Regions from separate parts of the Mus musculus genome. Here region 1 is linked to region 2. A link is a loop called in an ENCODE intact Hi-C map of the cell type or tissue named here. Cell type or tissue: gastrocnemius. All regions are shown on one strand. Each heading gives the region's core, and the rest is flanking DNA. Links, peaks and the distances in the headings are about the cores only.

Region 1 (10,811 bases), core at 1,250-9,249, 200 kb before region 2:
TGTTTCTAGGGGGTAAAGTCAACATTTCCTGAAAGTCAGACATCTGTAGCCATAGGCTCTATGTCCATGGATTCAGCCAAGCACTGAACAGAAACGCACAGAAGAAACTCCATCTGTACTGAACACACCCAGACTTGTCCCCTTGTTCTTCTCCAGACAGGATATAATAGCTGCATAGCTTTTCATAGCATTACACCATAGTAGGTATTATGAGTCATCCAGAAGTAACTTAAAGTATACAAGAGTAGGAGGCTGGAGAGGTGGCTCAGTGGTTAAGAGTACTGACTGCTCTTCTGAAGGTCCTGAGGTCAAATCCCAGCAACCACATGGTGGCTTACAACCATCCGTAAGATCTGACTCCATCTTCTGGAGTGTCTGAAGATAGCTACAGTGTGCTTATATATAATAAATAAATAAATCTTTGGGGCTGGTGAGATGGCTCAGTGGGTAAGAGCACCAGACTGCTCTTCCAGAGGTCTGAAGTTCAAATCCCAGCAACCACATGGTGGCTCACAGCCACCCGTAATGAGATCTGATGACCTCTTCTGGTGCGTCTGAAGACAACTACAGTGTACTTTACATATAATTAATTAATTAATTAATTAATAAATCTAAAAAAAAAGTATACAACAGTGTGTGCCTAGGTTCCCTGATGCTACTATATACCCCCTGTGTGTATCCTCATGGATGCCAAGGGACCACTGTATATTGAGCAAGTGTTCCTTTCCACACAATGGTGTGTAAGCTATAGAAAGAATGATTGCAAAGTAATTTGTTTCTTTCTGTTTTCTGCATATGCACACCTCTCAGGGCCTCACTATAAGCTGAGATGGCAGGGTTGAGTTTAGACAGGAACCACATAGTGTTCCTATACCCCAGGCCCTGGGATTCTACAGGGTGTCTGCTCAGGGCCCTGGAGCGGTGCTTGTATTTGGCCTCTTGTCCTCCTCAGGAGCCCTCGTAGACCAGGGCATCTTTGAAGAGCTCACGAGAGATGTCCTGCCCCGGCTCTCAGAGAAGATGCAAGAGCTGGGGGTGATCTCCAGCATCTCGCTGTCCTGGTTCCTGACCCTCTTCCTCAGCGTCATGCCCTTTGAGAGCGCCGTGGTCATTGTCGACTGCTTCTTCTACGAGGGCATCAAGGTGATCCTGCAGGTGGCCCTGGCTGTGCTGGACGCCAACGTGGAGCAGCTGCTGGACTGCAATGACGAGGGCGAGGCCATGACCGTGCTGGGCAGGTGACCATGCTGGGGGCGGCTTCTGCTTCCAGGAAGTTGGCAGAGAGCCCTCCCCTCCCCAGCCCTCAGCCAACATCCTATGCTATGTGCCAAGTACTAGACTAGGTCGAGAGATGAGCCAGGAGCAGGGCACAACTGTCCTGGTGGGATTCAAGATGCTGGAAGCAAAGAGGAGAGCTGGTGGGCCTGAGTGTACTGAGCTGCAGGCTGCCACTCAGCTGTAGTCTCGGAAACTGACCCCGAGCAGTCGTCCAGTGGGTGACACTCATGTTGATGTCAGGGGACAGTGGCACAGCAAGACCTCCAACCTCTAGCCAAGGCAGGGAAGTGCTTGTTTCACAAAGCTGTCCTAGTCATCTCCTCCAAGCTCAGTGCCCATTCCCCGACAGAGCAGACCCATACCAGGCTTGTGGCATGGCTAAAGGAACCTATCACCAAGCTCACACTTCCCCTGGCTTCCTCAAGCTCGTCCCACCCAGGTTCTCCTGGCATCCCTACTGTCTCAGTGCACAGCTAAACCTTTCTGGGCCAGGGCCTGCTTCAGGTGATCATGTGGGTCTCCACTCTAGTCTCTTTCATACCCCACAGGACTCTGGTCAGATCTGACCCTGCCCTCCCCTGGGCATGGGGACATCCCCCCTCTCATGGTTTTCCTCTGCACAAAGGAGCTTTCCAAGTCCCAAACCTGGCTTTCAGCTCACTCCCTACCTCACCCTCTCACTTACCCTGAATTCCTTATAGCCCAACCTGGAACACTGCGCCTGCCTGTTGAGCCAGCCCAGGGCTGTTGGGACCCTGCAGAATTGGCAAGGTTGTGGTCTACCTCCTAGCTAATATGATTCTTGGTCCTCTGATGTTCAAGACACTTAGTTGTGACCATGTTTATACCTCAGTTTCATGTGTATGTCCTACAGTGGGGTAGGCACCTGACCAGGGTGCCAGCTGGGATGGGTTGGAACCAGAAAGCCTCTTCTGCCTTGAGTGTTAGGCACATCCTGGAGAGCCTAGAAGGATAGGAAGGCCTGGTTGACCCACACTAGCCAGCCAAAGCAAGTCCATGTCCACTGGACATGGAGAAACTGTCCACTGAATGATTCTTGGCCCATTTCTTGGTAACCCAGCAGAGAGGAAGCACATTGTCCCTAAACTAGGTAGGCTCTGGAATCCACAGGCCCCTAGAAGATAACCTGACCTTCTCAGAGTTAGTGCTCAGGTGTCAGTGGGCGGCAAGATCTGTTCTCTGCTATTACCCTGATGGGAGCTCCCAGCCTAATAGGGGCCCCAGCGGACACACGACTACCTTCCTATAGGACTCCCAAGCCTGAACTCTGGCCCAGCACTTGGCTGTGGCTGTGGATCCTTTACTGCTGTCCTTTGATCTTGCAGGTACCTGGACAATGTGGTCAACAAGCAGAGCATTTCTCCACCTATCCCACACCTCCACGCTCTGCTGACCAGTGGAGATGACCCTCCTGTGGAGGTGGACATCTTTGACCTCCTGAGAGTATCCTACGAGGTCAGCTTCCTGCAGGGTTAGCCTGGCCAGCCTGTTCCCTAGGGCCTGTGGTTTTAGTTGATCGCAGGGACTTTACCCTCTGCCTTTGTCTCACTGATTCTCCGTTGGCCTGCAGAAGTTCAGCAACCTGAGGGCTGACGACATTGAACAGATGCGGTTTAAACAGAGGCTGAAGGTGATCCAGTCCTTGGAAGACACGGCTAAGAGAAGCGTGGTATGGTCACTGGTGCAGACAGTGGTAACCTCTGGCAGAGAGGGTCCTCAGGGCTAGCCTTAGTGGATGGCTTTTCCCAGTACCCTCTTCAGCCCCACCCTTCCCTGAGCAGAGTGCAGGATCCAACTTGTACTCTATCCCTGCACTGCCTTGGTGTCTGTGTCATGGCCAGGATGCTGTGTGGAATCCCACAGCACAGGTACTAGTGTGGGGAGATAGGAAGAGGCCCTGGTCACTTAGTGGAAATTTTTTCACCATGCACATCTAAGCCACAGGTCTTCTGGACTAAGGCCTCCTGGGCTGGTTTTGGTGTAAGCTTCACTTCTGTCCTGGATAGTGCCACTCTGCCACTCTGGCTAGCCTGTACCATATGCCCCTGCCTGAAGCCCTTGTCTTAGGCTGTTCAGGGGATGGACCTTTTGCCATCCCATGCACTGTTTAAACCTGTTCTTGGTCTCTGCCCTCGGCCTCCACATTCTCAACCCTCCCTTCAGGGTTCCAAGGCACTCAGGGCATTTTGCTAATTGAAGTAAAAAGACCTGCCTGGCAAATTATAGAACCCCTTCCAGGCAGCTGGAGCAAAGATGCCATCCATCAGCCCATGTCCCTCAGTGGGTCGGTCAGGAGAGAAAGAGCCCATCTAAGCACCCACCCCAGGAAGAGTTCCAGGGAGGGGAACTGCCTGGCAGGTAGTGGTGAAGGGTGAGCACACAGGTTCCCTCTCCTGAGTAGACCCACCCTCGTGTGCTTGGCCACTGGTGACAGCAAAGGGCAGCCACACCCTTGCTGCCCTTTGACACTGTTTGCATGAGAACAAGCACTTGTCTGGACTCTGGCAGGAACTTGGGCCCTCCACTACCAACATTTCATCTTTCCTTCTAGGTCCGAGCCATACCAGGGGACATCGGCTTCTCCATTGAAGAGCTGGAGGATCTTTACATGGTGTTTAAGGTGACAGTGAACACAGGGGTGGGTGGAGCTCCCCACCTCGGCTGTTAAGTCTGTCCTCAAACAGCAGCTCCTAGTCAGGAAACTCCTTGTCCCCAGTTGCAGTTCCTGTGAACCATGTGTGGCAGAATTTAATCTTTCTTGGCAATTAGTGAACAGAGTGTGCACATGAGCACCTCAGGTGTTACTCCTGAAGCCGATGCTTATAAAGACAGGGTCCCTCATTGCCAAGAGCTTACCAAGTAAGCTAGGCTGGCTGGCCCGTGAGCCCCAGCCCCCTGCTTCTGCCTCACAGCGTGTGATTCTAAAGGCACACCACCACAAGCACCATTGTTGTTGTTTTGCGTTTCGAGACAGAGTTTCTCTATGTAGCTTTGACTGTCCTGGAACTCACTCTGTAGACAGAGTGAATCTACAGAGTCACTACAGAGTCTCTGGCCTCTAACTCATAGGGATCCGCCTGTCTCTGCCTCCCAAGTGCTGGGATTAAAGGCGAGCACCACCACTGCTTGGTGCACCTTTTTTTTTTTTTTTTTTTTTTTTAGATCTCATGGTTACATGTACTTATGGTGGTGCATGTATAGAAATCAGAGGACAGCTTGTGAGTGTGGGTTCTCTCCTTTTATTGTGTGTTCCGGGGATCAAACTCATGGCATTCCATTTGGCCGCAAGCACCTTTATTCCCTGAGCTGTGTTTCCAGTCCCACACACCCAGCTTTTTTATGTTGGTTCTGGGGACCAAAGTTAGGTTCTCATGCTTGCATGACAAGCAGTTTACTGACTGTACTCTAATAGAGCACTCCTAAATAGCAGGGGGGAAAAAACAAAACAACAACAACAACAAAAATTCAACCCAACTCACACAGAAGAGGGAACACACCTACTCATTTAACTGGAAAGTTACACAGCTTCAGGCATGGCTGAGTCAGGGTACTGAAACTGGCTGTGACACTCCTCCATCCCAGTTAACCTCTGGGCTGCTTTTCCTGTAGGACTGTCCTGAGCAGCTCCTGGGTCAGGCTCTCAGGGACCCCGGTGGAAACTGAATTTTCTTTCTAAGTAGTTTTAGCAAAAGACACAGATCAGGCATTGGGATGAGTCAACCTAGGTGCTGTAGCTAAGGGGTGGTTTGGGCTGCAACAACCCAGTGATGGTGGGTAACCTACAGCCTTGTAACCCCTAGCCCAAGGGTGAGTCTGCACACAAAATTCAGGTGCATCAAAAGGAGGGGGAAGGGCATGGAGGGGCGCGGGGGCAAAGGCGAAAGTCCACACTCCCTCTGTTTGGTTTGGTTTGGTTTGGGTTTGGGTTTTGGTGGTGTGGGGTTGGTTAGTTGACTGATGGAGCAAGTGAGTAGGTTGGGTGGGTATTTTGTTCTGTTTGCTTTGGGGCTGGGTTTTCTCTGCATTGCCCAGACTTGCTTCACACTGAGTTCTGGAGGTCCAGTGATCCTCCTGCCTCAGTTTCTTGAGTACTGAGACTGTGGGTCCACATTGCCAGTTCCTGCAGTCCTTTTCAGCTACCTTAGGGTCAGTTGCCGAGGCGGCCACACTGTGTCAGAACAGTCAAGTCCATGAGGCCCTGTTCAGTTCCTCTGCTGTGCACTAGAGTGAGGGATCCCGTGAAAGCTGAGGTACCAGGCCAGAGCTCATTACCCTAAGAATATGGACAGATCAGGGAAGGCACCCTGGTAATCCTGAGAGTCAGGGCCCCAAAAGCCATCTCACCAGACGGTGTCCCCTGCAGGCCAAGCATCTGGCAAGCCAGTACTGGGGTGGTAACCGCTCAGCAGCCGTCCACCGAGACCCCAGCCTGCCCTACCTGGAGCAGTACCGGATCGATGCCAGCCAGTTTCGGGAGCTCTTTGCCAGCCTGACGCCTTGGGCCTGTGGCTCTCACACGCCTGTGTTGGCAGGCCGCATGTTCCGACTCCTGGATCAAAACAAGGACTCACTGATCAACTTCAAGGAGTTTGTGACAGGGATGAGTGAGTGTCTCACCCATCTTTCAAGCACCAGTCAGTGCAGCTGTCCTTCCTGAGGCCAGCAGGGGGCGACCTTGAGCCCTTGCCTATGCCAGACCTCAGCAGACTGTTCTACTGTCCCTCTCCTTGGGGCTCTGGCCCCAAAGAAGGTTAAGCTTTTCCATAGGGTCTTAGGGAAGCAGGAGGCCCAGGGCTCATTTGATCTTTCCTAGAGACCTGGCTAGGGAAGACCCAAACCTTCCCAGAGTGTGGAGTCTCCATTAGAGCCCACAGGAAGGGTCTGGGGATATGGCCTGCAGTGTGTTCCTAGAGTCTCCTTGCCAAGCATGTCCCTCCCTGGCCTTGCTCCACAGGTGGGATGTACCATGGAGACCTCACTGAGAAGCTCAAGGCGCTCTACAAACTGCACCTGCCCCCAGGTGAGTGACCTCAGGCTTCCTGCTGTGGGCTTCTCTGTCCCTAGACTGTCCAGAACCACGGAACTGCCAACACGCCACTGGACGGTTGTGGCCAAGAGGGAGAGAGTTAAGTGGAAGGGAGGCTCTGGGCCCAGTGGGGGTGAGGGTCTGGGGTTGAGGTCCGCCCTGCTGTTCTGAGCACAAGCCCAGAATGGGGAAAGGGCATGAGGGAAGATTCCAGTTGAGCTCCTCAGCCCATCAAGCAGGGCAACATGATCCAGAATCCACATCAGGGCAGGAGGCCATGAAGGAGGTACCAGTGAGACACAAGGTCCTAAACTGTCTTGTTCTTAAAGTAATTGTTAACCAAAGGTTCCTGTTTGTCCCAAGACAGCCTGGGACACTGCCTAGGCCACCTGCAGGTCCTGTCACATGTCCTCAGAGGCCCCACTTCCTTCCTCTCAGTAATGGAGCTGTTGTTAGGGTGGGAAGTTTCCTGTGGGCAGCTGGTGTGAGCCAAGCTGAGAGGCTCTATGAAGCTGGCCAGCACATGGCTCCAGCATCCTTCATGTGTGGCCAGAGCTCAGGATAGCCCCTAAAAAGGAGCTTTCCCTTAGTAGGAACCAGATCCAGAAAGGTGACAGTGATGGCCCAGGGTGCCATGCTTCCTCCTGTGGAACCACCCTAGGTCCTCTTGTCTGGGGCCTCCCCCTGAGTAATTCGAATACAGAATCTGCGGTCAGAATCAGCCCAAAGTGAGGTTATAAGGCTGCAACCACCACTCACCTTGCACCCCTGTGACTCACTGTGTGCAGTAGTGCCCAGTTCACTAATCAGAGCTCCCCAATGATGGTTCTATGGGTAGAGCTGAAGGCGCTCTTGGAGCACAACTCTCAAGTGAGGCTACCTTGCAGCTGGTGAGAGCCAAAGCCTGGGTTGCATCAGAGAACTGGGTTTGTGCCCACCACCTAATGCTTCATCTAGGTACTGGACTGCTTGGGTCCGACCACCCGTCTATGCCTTGCCCTGCTCCCTAAGCCCTACCACATCCCCTCCATACATCAGGAATGGTGAGGTCACATGGACACACAGCCTTGGGGATCTGAAACCTCAGGTTGCAGTCAGCCACTCCCAGCACATGTAGAGTGTGGGACAGGCTGGGGTATATTAATGTGGTACAGTTGCCACAATATAAAGTAAGATGAGTCAAGTGATGTGTGTGTGTGTGTGTGTGTATGTGTGTGTGTGTGCTCACGCTCGCGCATAGGCATGTAAAATGTCCCAAAGGAATCCGCTGAGCCAGGTCATCCTGTGTGGGAGGATAGCTAAGTTCACCAGGCCCTGGGCAGATGGATTATTTTCTTACTCAGCACATGTACTGCATTTCCCAAAACAGTTATCAGGGACTTAGCTCAGCCATAGAGCAAGTGCTTAACATACAGGATAACCTGGGGTTCAGTCCCCAGCACACACCCCCCACTGTCAAAATCAAGGTAGCAAGTCAGACACACTCGGAAGGCTGAGGCAGGAGGGTGCAGCGTTAGAGGCTGCCTGTACTACAGCGTGAGGTCCTGCCTCACCAACAAGTATGTCACCAACTCTACTAAAACTGTCCGGAGTTCGAGTAAATGGGGTTCAGCCTGGTGGTACATGACTGGGCGCGGGTGGCCTTTTCCTCTTTGACTAGAACTGGAAGTCTCCCCTGTCCTCACTGTTGCTTCTCTTGGAACACAGCTCTGATCCCAGAGGAAGCCGAGTCAGCCCTGGAGGCCGCCCATTACTTCACAGAGGATAGCTCCTCGGAAGGTGAGCCACTCCTGAGACAGCCAGCACAGCCAGCTGCGCTCTGCAGCTCTCCGTCTTCCCGTGGGGCCTGTGTAGGAGCCAGCAGTCCCACTGTGGGCTCCGGGAGCATGCCACCCTGGGGTGCTCTCTGGGAGGGCCCCACAGCACTCCCTGGGCCAGACTGGCCCCTGTAGACATTCTCAACTGTTGTTTCTCTTGCATCTCTGTCTCCCTGGACGTGGGCTTCTCCCTCTGCCCTCTACACATCCTCTGCTGTCCCTTCCAGCATCTCCTCTGGCCTCAGATCTGGATCTTTTCCTGCCCTGGGAGGCTCAAGGTCAGTCCCTAGAGGGCAAGGGTGACCCTTTTGCCTCTGGGCTTCATCTTCCTTTACTCAGAAGCCTGGATGCTTTCATGCCCCGGGGACTCTTTGGAACTTTGTCCTGTGGGGATAAATCTGAGAACACCCAGAGCCCAAGATGCTTCTGGTGGGGGCAATCTGCTGTAGATGGTCAGTGAGGAGGATGCATGCATGGCACACGAGACACGGAGCAAGCCCAGGGCTTCACCTCCGCACCCACATGCAAAAAGCTCACGCTTGTAGGAGAGGAATGCAGAGTTTTGTCATCGTGACTGTGAGACAGGTATGGGATGGAGGAGTGGAGATGGAGAGATGGTAGATGTTCCCCCTTGGGAAACCTCTTCAAGCCTCACAGGATTTTTTCATCACAAAAAATACGTATGCAGAGTGCCTGGTGGGACTCAACCTTTGCTGCATGCAATGCTCGTTGGGAATGTCTGACACGGTGAAGGCCATTCTGGGCCCTGGGTTTGGCAAGTGAGCTGGTCATGTATGATACAAAACTGACCATAACAGCTGGGAATGTAGCTCAGTGTTCGAGCACTTGGTTTGCATGTGGGATCCAGGGTTCTGTCCTGAGGGGCTGGGAATGGAATTTGGAGTATAGTGATGCATGCCCCTAATCCCAATACTCTAAATAGAGGCCAAGGTGGCAAGAGGAACTGGAGCTCAAGGTCAGCCTAGTTTCATGGTGATTTTTTTTTTAAATAAATGGTCTGGAAAGAGGGTTCTGTGGGTAAAGGCACATGCTGCCAACCCTCATGACCAGAATTTGATTTCCAGAATCCACATGGTAGAAGAAGAGAACCATATATACATGCCATATACACAGGCCATATACACAGGCCATATACACGTGCACACAAAACTTTTTAAGCCAGTGTGTAAAAGCTCACACCTTTAGTCTGAGCATTGAGGTGGTAGCAACAGGTGGATCTTGTGAGTTGAAGGCCAGCCTGGTCTACAAAGCGTTCCAGGCCAACCAGGGCTACATACTGAGATACTGTCTCAAAAAACAAAACAACAACAAGAGTTAATTTATTTAATTAATTTCAAGAATAAGGTCTGGGGATGTAGCTTGATGGTAGCACTCATGTCTAGATTAGATACAGCCCCAGGTTCTGGTCCAAGTAAATATAAAACAAAAATAAACAACAACAACAAATGATTTTCCCAGGTGGGTGATATACATCAGAAAGTGACACTGAAGGGACACTAAACAGTGTCCTAAGTCATCACTGTCCTGTGGACAGTGTTGAAGACTGACTGGAACTTGAACATGACCTTAATGTCAAGAATTAAATTAGAGAGCTTAGAGCGTGGCTCAGTAGTTAAGAGCACTGGCTGTTCTTCCAGAGGACAACCACATGGCCGTTCACATCATCTGCAACTGCAGTTCCCGCAGGTCTGATGCCTTCTTCTGGCTCCATGGGCACCCAGGTATGCACAAGGCATACATATGTACAACAGGCAAACACCCATACCAGGAAAATAATTTTTTTTTAATGTTTAAAAAAAAAATACAGCCGGGTGTGGTGGTACACGCCTTTAATCCCAGCACTCGGGAGGCAGAGGCAGGCGGATTTCTGAGTTTGAGGCCAGCCTGGTCTACAGAGTGAGTTCCAGGAACAGCCAGGGCTATACAGAGAAACCCTGTCTTGAAAAACCAAAAAAAAAAAAAAAAAAAAAATACAGGTTGGGCAGTGGTGGCGCATGCCTTTAATCCCAGCACTTGGGAGGCAAAGGCAGGCAAATTTCTGAGTTTGAGGCCAGCCTGGTCTACAGAGTGAGTTCCAGGACAGCCGGGGCTATACAGAGAAACTCTGTCTCGAAAAACAAAAACAAACAAACAAAAAAATTATGCCAGGAGTAGTAATATGCCCTTTTACCATGGCACTTGGAAGGCAGAGGCCAGCATATCCTGTGACTTTGAAAACAGCTTGGTCTATGTGACAGATTCACTGAGTCCAGTAAAATGAATGTAAAAAAGAAAAGCCAGGCAGTGGTGGCGCATGCTTTTAGTCCCAGCACTTGGGAGATAGAGGCAAGTGGATTTCTGAGTTCGAGGACAGCCAGGACTGCACAGAGAAACCCTGTCTCGAAAAACAAACAAGAAAAAAAAAAGAAAAAGAAAAGGAAAAGGAAAGAAAAGAAAAAAGAAGAGAAGAGAAGAGAAGAGAAAAAAGAAAAGAAAAGAAAAAAGAAAAGAAAAAGAAAAAGAAAAAGAAAAAGAAAAAGCAAGTTACAGAAGCCAGTGCACCTTTCATTACACTCAAACTCTGGGCAAACGAGGATGCCCTAAGCATGTCCTACCTACTCCTAGGAAAGGCCTTGGGGTACGCAAACCTGTCCTTGGGCCCATGGAAC
Region 2 (10,811 bases), core at 898-8,897:
AGCAGCTGAGATTGGAGCAAGGGCCAGAAAAAAAAATGGTCAGTGGTAAAGAGTGCTTTGCAGAGTGGAACACTGCATACATGTGTTTGCACCTGTAATCCCAGGTAGCGCCTGGAAGTCTGAAGCAGGAGGATTGTCTTAAATTCAAGACTAGACAGGTCTACATAGTTGCAGGCCAGCCTGAGCTACAGAATAAGTCCTTGCCTCAAATACACACACACACACACACACACACACACACACAGGAGCTTAATTCAGAATGGATTTGAGGACCCCTTTTCTGAAATACCTGGGACCCAGGAGTATATAATTTTTTTTATTGTTTTGTATTTTATGAAATTTTGCTTTATGTTTTGCCTACATGTGTGTGCACCATATAATTGTCCCGTGCCCTCTGAGGTCATCAGAATCCCTGAAACTGGAGTTAGGGATGGTTGTGTGTAGCAGTGAATTAGTTAAACCACTTTGGCTCCTGGCATACTTGACCAAAAGCTCTCTGGAACACACATAAGCCAGCTAACTTTGATATGCCTTGACTAGCTCAAAGGCTGGACATTTCTAATCCTCCCCATGGCTGTGACTAACATACATTTCTCCTCAGGATTCCTGGCTTAACACCTCCTTTTTTTTTTAAGACTTATTTATTATTATACCTAAGTACACTGTAGCTGTCTTCAGATGCAGCAGAAGAGGGCATCAGATCTCACTATGAATGATTGTGAGCCATCATGTGGTTGCTGGGATTTGAACTCAGGACCTTCAGAAGAGCAGTCGATGCTCTTAACCACTGAGCCATCTCTCCAGTCCCAGGACTAACACCTTCTAAATCTTACTTTATCTTTGCTGCCCTGTTACCTTCTGGGCAGCCCCACCCCCATAAGGCAGCATTTCCTTTCCACCTACATCATTGGATGCTTTCTGTCCTGCAGCTCTTAAATCTGATCCTCCTGCCTCCAACTCTCTTCTCTCTCTCCTGTCCCTGGCCCATGCAATCTAAAGACCCACCTCTCCTTTTCTGCCCAGCCACTCTGAATCTTTCTTCTTCTTCTCCTTCTCCTTCTCCTTCTCCTTCTCCTTCTCCTTCTCCTTCTCCTTCTCCTTCTCCTTCTCCTTCTCCTTCTCTTCCTCCTCCTCCTCCTCCTCCTCCTCCTCCTCCTTCTCCTCCTCCTCCTCCTCCTCCTCCTCCTTCTTCTCCTTTTTTAAAGGAAGAGCAACGCACTGTATTAGGAAACACACAGGAGCACTGACACAGGATACACAGGAAAAACCAAGCAGAGAAGTCAAGTCTGGGCTCACTCTTGGTTAAATGTCACCAAGGGGAAAGGCATTGACTTCTTTCCCTATTGTGTCACCGTTGCATTATCGGTGACTCTGAGTTTATTACTAATGTGCTCAATCAATGCAGCAGGCCAAGGCTTCTGTAGCTTGGCAGTGTCACGGGGACCTATGTTCTGCCTTCCTCCATTGTTAGCATGTGACTTAGGGTTGCCTTGTGCTCATGGTTGTCACTGATCCACATTCTCGACTCTTAGTTGTCCGGAAACGCAACTGGGACCCGGTGTCTGCTCCTGTCACTGTCACCTTCTAACCCGTAGCTATCATAGTGAGTGTGGGTCAGTGTGTGGAGGGGAGAGGACATGGAGGGGAGGCAGGAGCTCGCCCGGGGCTGTGGTCGAGAAGTGCGCATGCGTGCTAGAGAGCTTGGGGGCCCTTGCTGCTGGGGATGACTCTGGTTTGGGGGAGAAGGGGCGTGCACTCCAATCTCCCTGGAATCTGATCTTCAACCATGCAGCATGGAGCTTTCAGACTGCAGTCTTCCCACGCGGGCCCTTCCCCCATGCTTCCCTTGCTTGCTGCTTTTCGGGCACGCGCTCAGCTTTTCCCCTGTTTGGTAATTTTTTATTATCAATTGAAGGCAGCTAGGGGCAGGGACCCTCAGGTCTGGAAGCCCAGCTCTTTGGAGCCAAAATAAGACAAAGCTTTAGAACCAACCCCCCAACAGTTTTGAGCCACCTAGGAACTGAACCCAGGCCCTTTGCAAAAGCAACAGATGCTCTCAACCACTGAGCCATTCCTCCAGCCCTGTGTTGGGTTCTTTTTTAGTTTTTGTTTGTTTGTTTATTGGTTTTTCAAGACCGGGTTTCTCTGTATAGCCCTGGCTGTCCTGGAACTCACTCTGTAGACCAGGCTGGCCTTGAACTCAGAAATCTGCCTGCCTCTGCCTCCCAAGTGCTGGGATTAAAGGCGTGCGCCACCACACCAGGCTAGGCTTCTTTTTTAATTTATAGACATTTCCGTATACATACTGAGGTGTCTTAGAGGACTCAAGTCTAAAGAAGAACTTAATTTTATTTCATACACATAGTGTAGCCTGAGGTAATTTATTCAATGTATATGGTATTTGCCTGTATGACTATGCATCACGTGTGTGCAGTCCCTGTGGAGTCCAGAAAAGGACCTCAGATCCCCTGACTGAAGTTGCATGGGTTGTGAGCCTCCTTGTGGATTCTAGGGATCAAACTAAGGTCCACTGAGTCACTGTTTCAGCCCCTATTTGATTTTTTCCCCCTTAAAACCAGGTTGCACTCGGTAGCCCTCTTATTGTTGGTTAGAATCACAGCAATCCTCCTGCCCCAGTTCCCCAAGTGCTGAGATTACAGGTGTGTACCACCACAACACCTGATTTATCCAGGCCTGAGGATCAGACTCTGGGCTTCTCCAGTGCCAGGTAAGCACCCTGCCCACTAAACTATCTCCCTAGCTCGGAGATAACAGCTCAGAGTGGGAAGGTTTGTTCCAGTCCACAGTGTCAGAGGTTTCAGCCACAGTCTCTGGGTCCTATGGTTGCACAGTGTAGCATGGTGAGAGCACTTGGAGGAGCCGCTGTGTTCAGATGTCAGAATGCAGAGAGGATGGATCCAACATGCCCTGGGGGATACAGGGCTAGTGACCTCCTGCCTCCTTCTAGGTCCCACCCCCTAAAGACTCCTCCCTGTAGGTTTACAGTCTTTAGCTATGTTGTGTAAGTTTCCTCTGAGATTGAAACATTCCATCTTGCAGGGAAGCTCCTTAAGCAGGGAGGTAAACAACTCAAAGAGCTTCAGGAAGTCCCTGAAATGGACCAGATTCACTAGGCCCCTCCCTGCCAGAGTAAGCAATAAAAGATGAGAGTCCCTCTCCCATAAACAAAAGCTGAGCTGCACAGAGACTTTCAGAGGAGAAAGGCTTCCAAGACTCTGAGACCAGACCAGCTGTCTGGAGGAAGCAGACACCAGCTGAGCTACCTTGGAAGAAGCTGAGACCAACAGAGGACCTGGCAAGGCTACTCTCCAGCCTGTTGAGTGGCCTGCAGGCTGTGCAGTGTGCTCCAGGTTCCCAGCTTTGTGAGCTGTCATTCTTGCTGGGGCTGGGCTTCGGTGATGCAGCTGTCTTTGAGTCATGTCTGCTCCTTAATGACCCCTCACCCATATTCCTGTAAGTCATCACAATAAAACTCACTGGTTCCACCAGATTGGACTTCAGCGATACCTGTACTCTGGTGTGTTTCGGGTTCCCTACGTGGGATGAGCACACGTGTGTTGCATCTCCCCAGGAAACGTTTTGCTACACAACAAGCTTGAAGGCCTTTGGGGAACATTGCAGATCCAAACCATGAAAGTGCCAATTTTTGTTCTGGTGAATTAAGTCACTCAAAAACATTTTAGATTTTGCAGTGTTTTGGATTTCCAATTTTTCAGACTAGCCTGGGTTAACAAGACACGAGAAACAGGAGCGAAATTCATCGTAAAAATCTGTTAGTTAGCCAGGGGGTGACAACACTGGCTTTCGATCCCATCACTTGGAGGCAAATGGATCTCTGTACGTTAGAGGCCAGCTTGGTCTACAGAGTGAGTTCCAGAACAGCCAGGGCTACACAAACCCTGACTCAAAAAAACAAATAATTAAATGGAAAACAAACAGTAAAAACATGATAAAAAATAAAAACTAGTTTAGGAGACACGGCTCAGCAGTTAAGAGCACTTGTAGAAGACCTGGATTCAGCACTGAGAGCCCACACACTCTCACTTTTACCTCTGTTGCAGGCGATCTGATGCCCTCTCCTGGCCCATATGGGTATTACATGTATGTGACAGCCTTACATTCAGGCAAAACCCACCCATACACATAAAAATAATAAAAATGGAATAAACGCAGGTCTCTCCTCGGCTTGAAACTTGACAAGTAGGTCAGGCCAACTGGCCACAGAGATCTTCTTGTCTCTGCCTCACCAGCACCAGGACTGCCAGAACATGCCACCACACCTGGCTTTTTTTTTCATATGAGTTCTGGGGACTGAACTTTGTTGTACTAGAGCTTTACCACCTGAGCCATCTCCCCACCTGAGGAGCTCAGCTCTTATGAGGGGAAAACAGACGAGCAGTCTACTAGGAAACACAACCTGACAATCTGGGAACAGAAGGACTTGCAAGAACATGTGTAGGTTAAAGGGGAGAAACAGGTTGTGACCACTGCCCTGTGACAGGCCAGCAAAACATGTAAGACAACTGGGGAAAGTTGGTATGTGTGGGTGCATGTTATGTGTAGATGCTGAATGTGTGTGTGTGTGTTTTAAATGTATGTGTTGTTCTGTATGTATGCCTGTATGCCAGAAGAGCTCATCAGATCCCTTTATAGATAGATGGTCCTGAGCCACCAATGTAGTTTTGGGAATTGAACTTAGGACCTCTGGAAGAGCAGCCAGTGCTCTTAACTGCTGAGCCATCTCTCTAGCCCCAGGAATGTGATACTTTTAAAAAGATTTGAGGGAGCAGAGGATGGGGGAAGACCAGGTGGGTGCAGTGCCTGCAGATGTCAGATAAGGGCATTGAATCTCCTGGAACTGAAGTTACAGATAATTGTGAAATACTGTGGGTGCTAGGAATTGAACCTGGATCCTTTGCAAGAAAAGCAAGTGTTCTTAGCCCCTGAGCCATTTCCCCACCCCACAATTGATTGATTGACTGATTGGTTCATTGATTTTGAGACATGGTTTCTCTGTATAACAGCCCTGGCTATCCTGGAACTCACTAGGTAGAACAGGCTAGCCTCGAATTCATACAGATCTGCCTGCCTGTGCTCCCTGAGTGCAAAGATTAAAGGTGTTCAAACACTAAGCCTAGCTCGGCCCGTGTTCCTTACCTCTCTTATCAATTTGGTCCTAATTGACTCAGTAGACTGCATCAGACATTGCCTCTCATGCCCGATTCCTTCGGTCACGCCTGGCCTTCCTCTACTGTCTTGATATTTAAAGATATAAACTGGCAAAACCCAAGTGCTAGCAGCTAATCCAAGGTCCTGCTTTCTTCCCAGTCATGAGGAATTGAATGTACCCTTGTACTATGAGCAGAAATAACGGAGTAAACCTATAAAAAACTGAGCGCAGGGTTTCTGTCAGAGGAAAATGAGCAGCTTCAGTGGCAGCGAGGTGATGGCTGCACACCACTGTGAACAGACACCACAGCCCAAATTATACAGTCCCAGCTGTCCCATCTCTAGGACAGCACAGCTGACATAGTGTGTGTACCCGTTATTCCAGTGCTCAGGGGTGCAGACGGGACAATCAGAAGTTGAAAGTTATTCTTGCTTTTGTGAGCTTGAGGGCAGCCCGGGCTACATGAGGCTGCCTGAAAAACAAAACAAAAGCAAGGAAGCAAATAAGTAAATAAAGATCAGGAAAATGGGGGGGGGGCTAGCTCACTTGGTAGGATGCTTGCCTAGAATATACAGAGTCCTAGGTTTGATATCCAACACTGCATGAACTGTGGGCATAGTGTTATACCTCTGTAATCCCAACACCAGAGAGAAGGAAGCTGAAGAAACAAAAGTGCAGGGTTATCCTCAGCTAAATAGCAAGTTCCAGGCTAGTTTGAAATACATAATATCTTGTATCAGAGGAGGGGAGCCATCTAGAAACAGCATTCTAAGTAAGACATTTGAGAAAAATCTAGCCAAGAAGTGCAGAACCATATGGTATGTATTACTGCATTAGCTATATTAATTACTATGCCTGTATATTTTCCTGTATTAGTTATACTAATTACTGTGTAGCTATGACCAAACTAACTGACTAAAGAGAAGAACATCTGACCTGGCAGCTGAAGGCCAGGCGGTCCCTGTCAGCCTGAGACCAACTCAGCTACCACTCAGGTCGAGATTCAGCATGTTGCGTGGGTCCACTCCCCAGCATCTACTCCATCTATGAATTGCTGGAGCACGTGAAGGAGCCAGTCCTGCAGAACCAGAGAGAGCCACAGGATCACCAAGACTCTGGGCAACAGCAGGATGGACTAGAGGAGACTCAGCAATGGTCCAGTTATTGGTGATGCATCAGAAACTGGAAACTAGGCCAATGACTCATTGTTACAGTGAACATTTGCATGTAAAGCTCTTTGGGCAAACGCACACACACACACACACACACACACACACACACACACACACAGCTTCCAATGCCACTACAGTGAATGAATACATGATGGGAAAGATGGAGGAGCAGAGCGGTGTGTGCACTGTAGAGAGAGGTGGAACTAGAGACAGGACAGTTGTGACAGGTGTGCGAGAGAGAAGGCTGCAGTCGATGGAGGAACATGTCATTGCCTGGTAGGGTCAGCAGCGTGGTGGACAGCAGCCTGGAGCTTGCACAGACTCAGCCCCTGGACCAATCCCCTGCTGCACGGTCACCTTGGCTCTGAGCAATAGCAGGATGTCCAAGATGAAAAGTGGTTCATTTCCTGCACTGGATCTCCCTGAAAGATCTCCATAGTCCATACCTCCCCCAGAGACTATGCTGGTATCAGTGTTCTGTGCTGCTGCCCCAGGCCATGATGAAGCCATGTGGGCATCTGTGGTCTGTGCTAAACCCTGTCAATATCCATGGGGTATGCTGCTTCCAAAGTCCATGTTTGGGCCCGTGGTCATACGGCAGCCAGGAGCAGCGTTGACATCTGAGGCCTGTGCTACCACTGAGGGTCATGCAGTTGTCTATGGTGTATGCCACTATCTGAAGCCATGTTCATGTGAGTGGCCTGTGCAGGCTCCTAAGGCCATTTTGATGACTGTGGTGATCCATACTGCCACCGGAGACCAAGTGGGGGTCCTTGGCACCATGGATGTCGGTGGTCCATGCTGTTGCCAGAAATCACATAGAAGCCCAGGACCCGTGCTCCCGCCGACTGTAAATGGCAAGGAAGCTACTCCTGCAGTGGTATCGCTGACTGCAGAAGCACAGTTGAATAAGAGGGTCATAGAAGGCTCCCGAGACAACCCCTATGCCCTAGTCCCCCAAAGTAACAGCCTAAAAAGGAAGCCATCAAAGAGAACTCTTAGGAATTGTGGTAAGGATGCTATGGAGCAGCCCTCAAAGTTGATGGCTTCTGGGTGGGGAGGTGGGAAGGACTCAGTTCTTTAGGGGACAGGCCCTGGGAATTTGCCGATGCTCCAATGAGCATATGAATAACCCAAATTGGATTTTTCTTTCTTTTGTTTTTTGTTTGTTTGTTTGTTTTTTCTGAGGAGAAGGTCAGAAGGGTAGGGGGTAGACACGAGGGGACTGGGAAGTGTGTGTGATCAGGGTGGATGATGTGAAATTCCCAAATAATCAATAAAAATATTATGTTGGGGGACAAAAAGAATAAAAAGATCTTGTTTGGTTTTCATTTTCAGAGGGCTTAGTCTGTGAGTTCTTTGACCCATGGCTTTGGGAGAATAACACGGTAATGGGAGTGTGTAATAGGTTTTGTTTTTTGTTGTTGTTGTTGTTTTTTTAATTTAGTGGCAGAGGGGAAGTAGAGTTATTAGGCACTTTCCTGTTGCTGTGATAAAACAGTATGACCAAAGAGAACTTAAAGAGAACGTGGGGCCAAAGAGAAGCTCGAGAGTGAGGAGCACTGCTCGAGGGTGAGGAGCGCTGCTTGAGAGTGAGAAGCACTTGTTGTTCTTGCAGTTGCCAGTACCCACAGGGTGGCTCACAACCATCCACCACTGCAGCTCCGGGGAACCAGACACCTCTCTGGGCCTCTGCAGGGTCCTGCACACACAGGCATGTACACATAGAGTATAGAAGGATTTAAAAGAGAAGAGGGTTTACTTTGTTTTATGGTTCCAGAGGGTCTGAGTCCATCATGGTGGGGTCATGGCAGAAAGTGGCAGCCACAGTGGCAAGAAAGAAGCTGAAGTAGGTAAGGGAGAGAGATGACTGATCTTCGGGAGGACCTGGGTCCAACTCCTAGCACACACGTGGCAGTTCACAGCTCTCTGTAACTCCAGTTCCAGGGGATCTGACACCTTCACGGACACACTGGCAAACACCAATGTACATATCTGACACCTTCACGGACACGCTGGCAAACACCAATGCACATAAAACAAAAGTAAATTATTATTATTTTAAAAGAAGCTGAAGTAAACTGGAAGTGATTTTTTTTTATTTGTGTCAAAGTCCATCCCCAGTGACATACTTCCTCCAGCACCCCACCAACTGAGGACTAAGTGTTTAAATACCCAAAGTCTACAGAGGACATTTCGCATTCAAACCTCCATACAGTGAACATAGAGGAGGCCAGAGCCAGGTACAGTCTCCAAGAACACACATGCCAGTGATCTACTTACTTCCACCAACTAGGCCTCACTTATAAGGCCATGAGAAGTGGTTTGAAGAGGATGGCCCCCAGAGGTTCAGTCCTTTGCCCCAGTGAATGGATGGGAAGGATTAGGAGGTGTGACCTTGTAGCAGGTGTGGCTTTGTTGAAGATGTGTCACTGTGGGTGGTCCTGTCTCTCTCTCTCTCTCTCTCTCTCTCTCTCTCTCTCTCTCTCTCTCTCTCTCATGGCCTGCTCCAGCATCACATCTGCCTGCCTCCACACTCTTTGCCACAATGACTCACCCTTTGAAACTGTAAGCAAGCCTCCCATATTAAGAATCCATCAAGCGATTAAGCCATCATTCAGCCAGAGCCCTCATGATCTAATTATCTTTGGAAATAGCCACAGGGACACACCCAGAGTCTGGTGTTACCAACCTCATAGGGACTTCCTCAAACCAGCAGCTACACTTAACCATCAGCCCGGCATCTTTGCTTTGGGATTCTGAAGCCGCTTGGTGACTTATGATTTGTTGGACTTCATCGAGGAAAATGAGCCCAAACATAGACTGGCAGGGCATGGGCCTCATAGGAAAGCAGACCCGCAGGAAAATAGCAGAAGGAATGTGAGAACAGAAAGACAGACAAGGGTGCTGCAGCAAGCAGTGCGGTGCTGGGAGCAGTGGGAGCGAGCGCTCTGGGATGGCTTTCCATGGTGAGGATTTTGTCCAGAGGATGAGTGAAGACTTTTGAGAATGGTTAAGTGGGGTGGTGCGATGGCTCAGCAGGTAAAATGCATGTGCTGTGCAGAGCCTGCCGACCTGGGTCTGACCCCTGGTACAAGAAGAGACTTCCAAAAGGTGTCCTCTAGCCTCTGTACATGCACACGTGGACATCATACACACATAGGCACGAGATGCGTGCACAATAATAATTTTTTAAAATAGAAGGGTTTCCCCGGGCATGGTGGCGCACGCCTTTAATCTCAGCACTCAGAAGGCAGAGAGAGGCAGGCAGATTTCTGAGTTCGAGGCCAGCCTGGTCTACAGAGTGAGTTCCAGGACAGCCAGGGCTACACAGAGAAACCCTGTCCCAAAAAAACCAAAAACCAAAAACCAAAAAACCCAAAACAAACAAATAGAATGGTTTCTGGGTAACAAGCCCTTAACCCTAGCTCAGGAGGCAGAGGTAGAAGGATCTCTGTAATTTTCAGGCCAGTCAGAAGAGAAACATGCTGAGACCTAGTCTCAAAAAAACAAAAACAAGAGGGCAGGAGAGATGGCTCCAGGATTCAGAGCACAGAAGGCTCTTCCAGGGGACCCAGGTTCCATTCCTAGCCCCCACAAGGCTGCTCATAACTGTCTGTAGCTCCTAGGGGATCCAATGCCCTCTTCTGGCTTCCGTGGGCACCAGGCACAGATGTAGGCAAAGCACTCATACACATAAATTAAAACGATTGTTTAAAAATACACGAAGGACCCAGCACTCCGGAGGCAGAGGCAGGCGGATTTCTGAATTCGAGGCCAGCCTGGTCTACAAAGTGAGCTCCAGGGCAGCCAGGGCTACACGGAGAAACCCTGTCTCGAAAAATCAACAAAACAAAACAAAACAAAACAAAACAAAACAAAAAACCACGAAGGAAAGGGAAGGGTTAAAAACGGGCCTGGGAATGTCGAGGAGTGTGTTGCCTGGCATTCATGAAGGCCTGGGCTAGTCAGCAGTAGTGGACAAAACTGGCCGGGTGTATGAAACAGGCAGGATCAACTGTGGGGCTCAGGGTCCTCCTCAGCTACCCGGGAGCCATGACGGCCTTGTGTGCCACATGACCCCACAGAACAAACTGCTAAAAATGGCTTTGTGTTATGTATATTTTATCCCTTTTAAAATATTCTTTTAAAGAATATTAGCCCTCAGTACATTTTATACACAGCTTGAGACTTAATTGCAGGGAGTGACCTTGGCTGAGGCGTTAGGAAGCCAGGACCACTTTCCACAAGATTCAAAATCTGTTAGTTGGGCTAGGGGTGCAGCTTAGAGCATCTGCCTAAGCTGGCAAGGCTCTAGAGGGGTGTCATTGCTAATACTCCCCCCACCCCACACACCCCCCAAAAAAAACCAAAACAAAGAAAAACATACAAAAGCCAAATAATTCGAAACAAAGACTTTTTTTTTTTTTCTTTTAAAGGAAGACGCC

Evidence for each region. Peaks named below come from ENCODE experiments on the same cell type or tissue, not always from the same donor. Only the 100,000 strongest peaks of a DNase experiment are listed, where the experiment ranks them.
Region 1: it touches region 2 in a loop (2.6-fold over the local background); 11 of 42 quality-filtered maps call a loop at or near these places.

Annotation. Positions count from the first base shown.
Region 1 is chr11:50,155,793-50,166,603 of GRCm38, forward strand. Tbc1d9b (TBC1 domain family, member 9B) reads left to right here. Exons shown (of 22, transcript NM_001290760.1): 12 at 953-1,238; 13 at 2,625-2,754; 14 at 2,870-2,968; 15 at 3,851-3,919; 16 at 5,663-5,903; 17 at 6,254-6,319; 18 at 8,033-8,104; 19 at 8,370-8,420. Among named protein-coding and RNA genes, the nearest start is that of Mrnip, 14 kb to the right of the region's middle. In gastrocnemius, for the core only: a CTCF peak has its summit at 5,964 (motif pointing right); DNase peaks (open chromatin) are centred at 1,263, 5,744 and 5,954; H3K27ac peaks cover 1,012 bases.
Region 2 is chr11:50,360,662-50,371,472 of GRCm38, forward strand. No RefSeq gene overlaps it. Among named protein-coding and RNA genes, the nearest start is that of Mir804, 8.2 kb to the left of the region's middle. In gastrocnemius, for the core only: CTCF peaks have their summits at 4,095 (motif pointing left) and 4,298; a DNase peak (open chromatin) is centred at 4,106.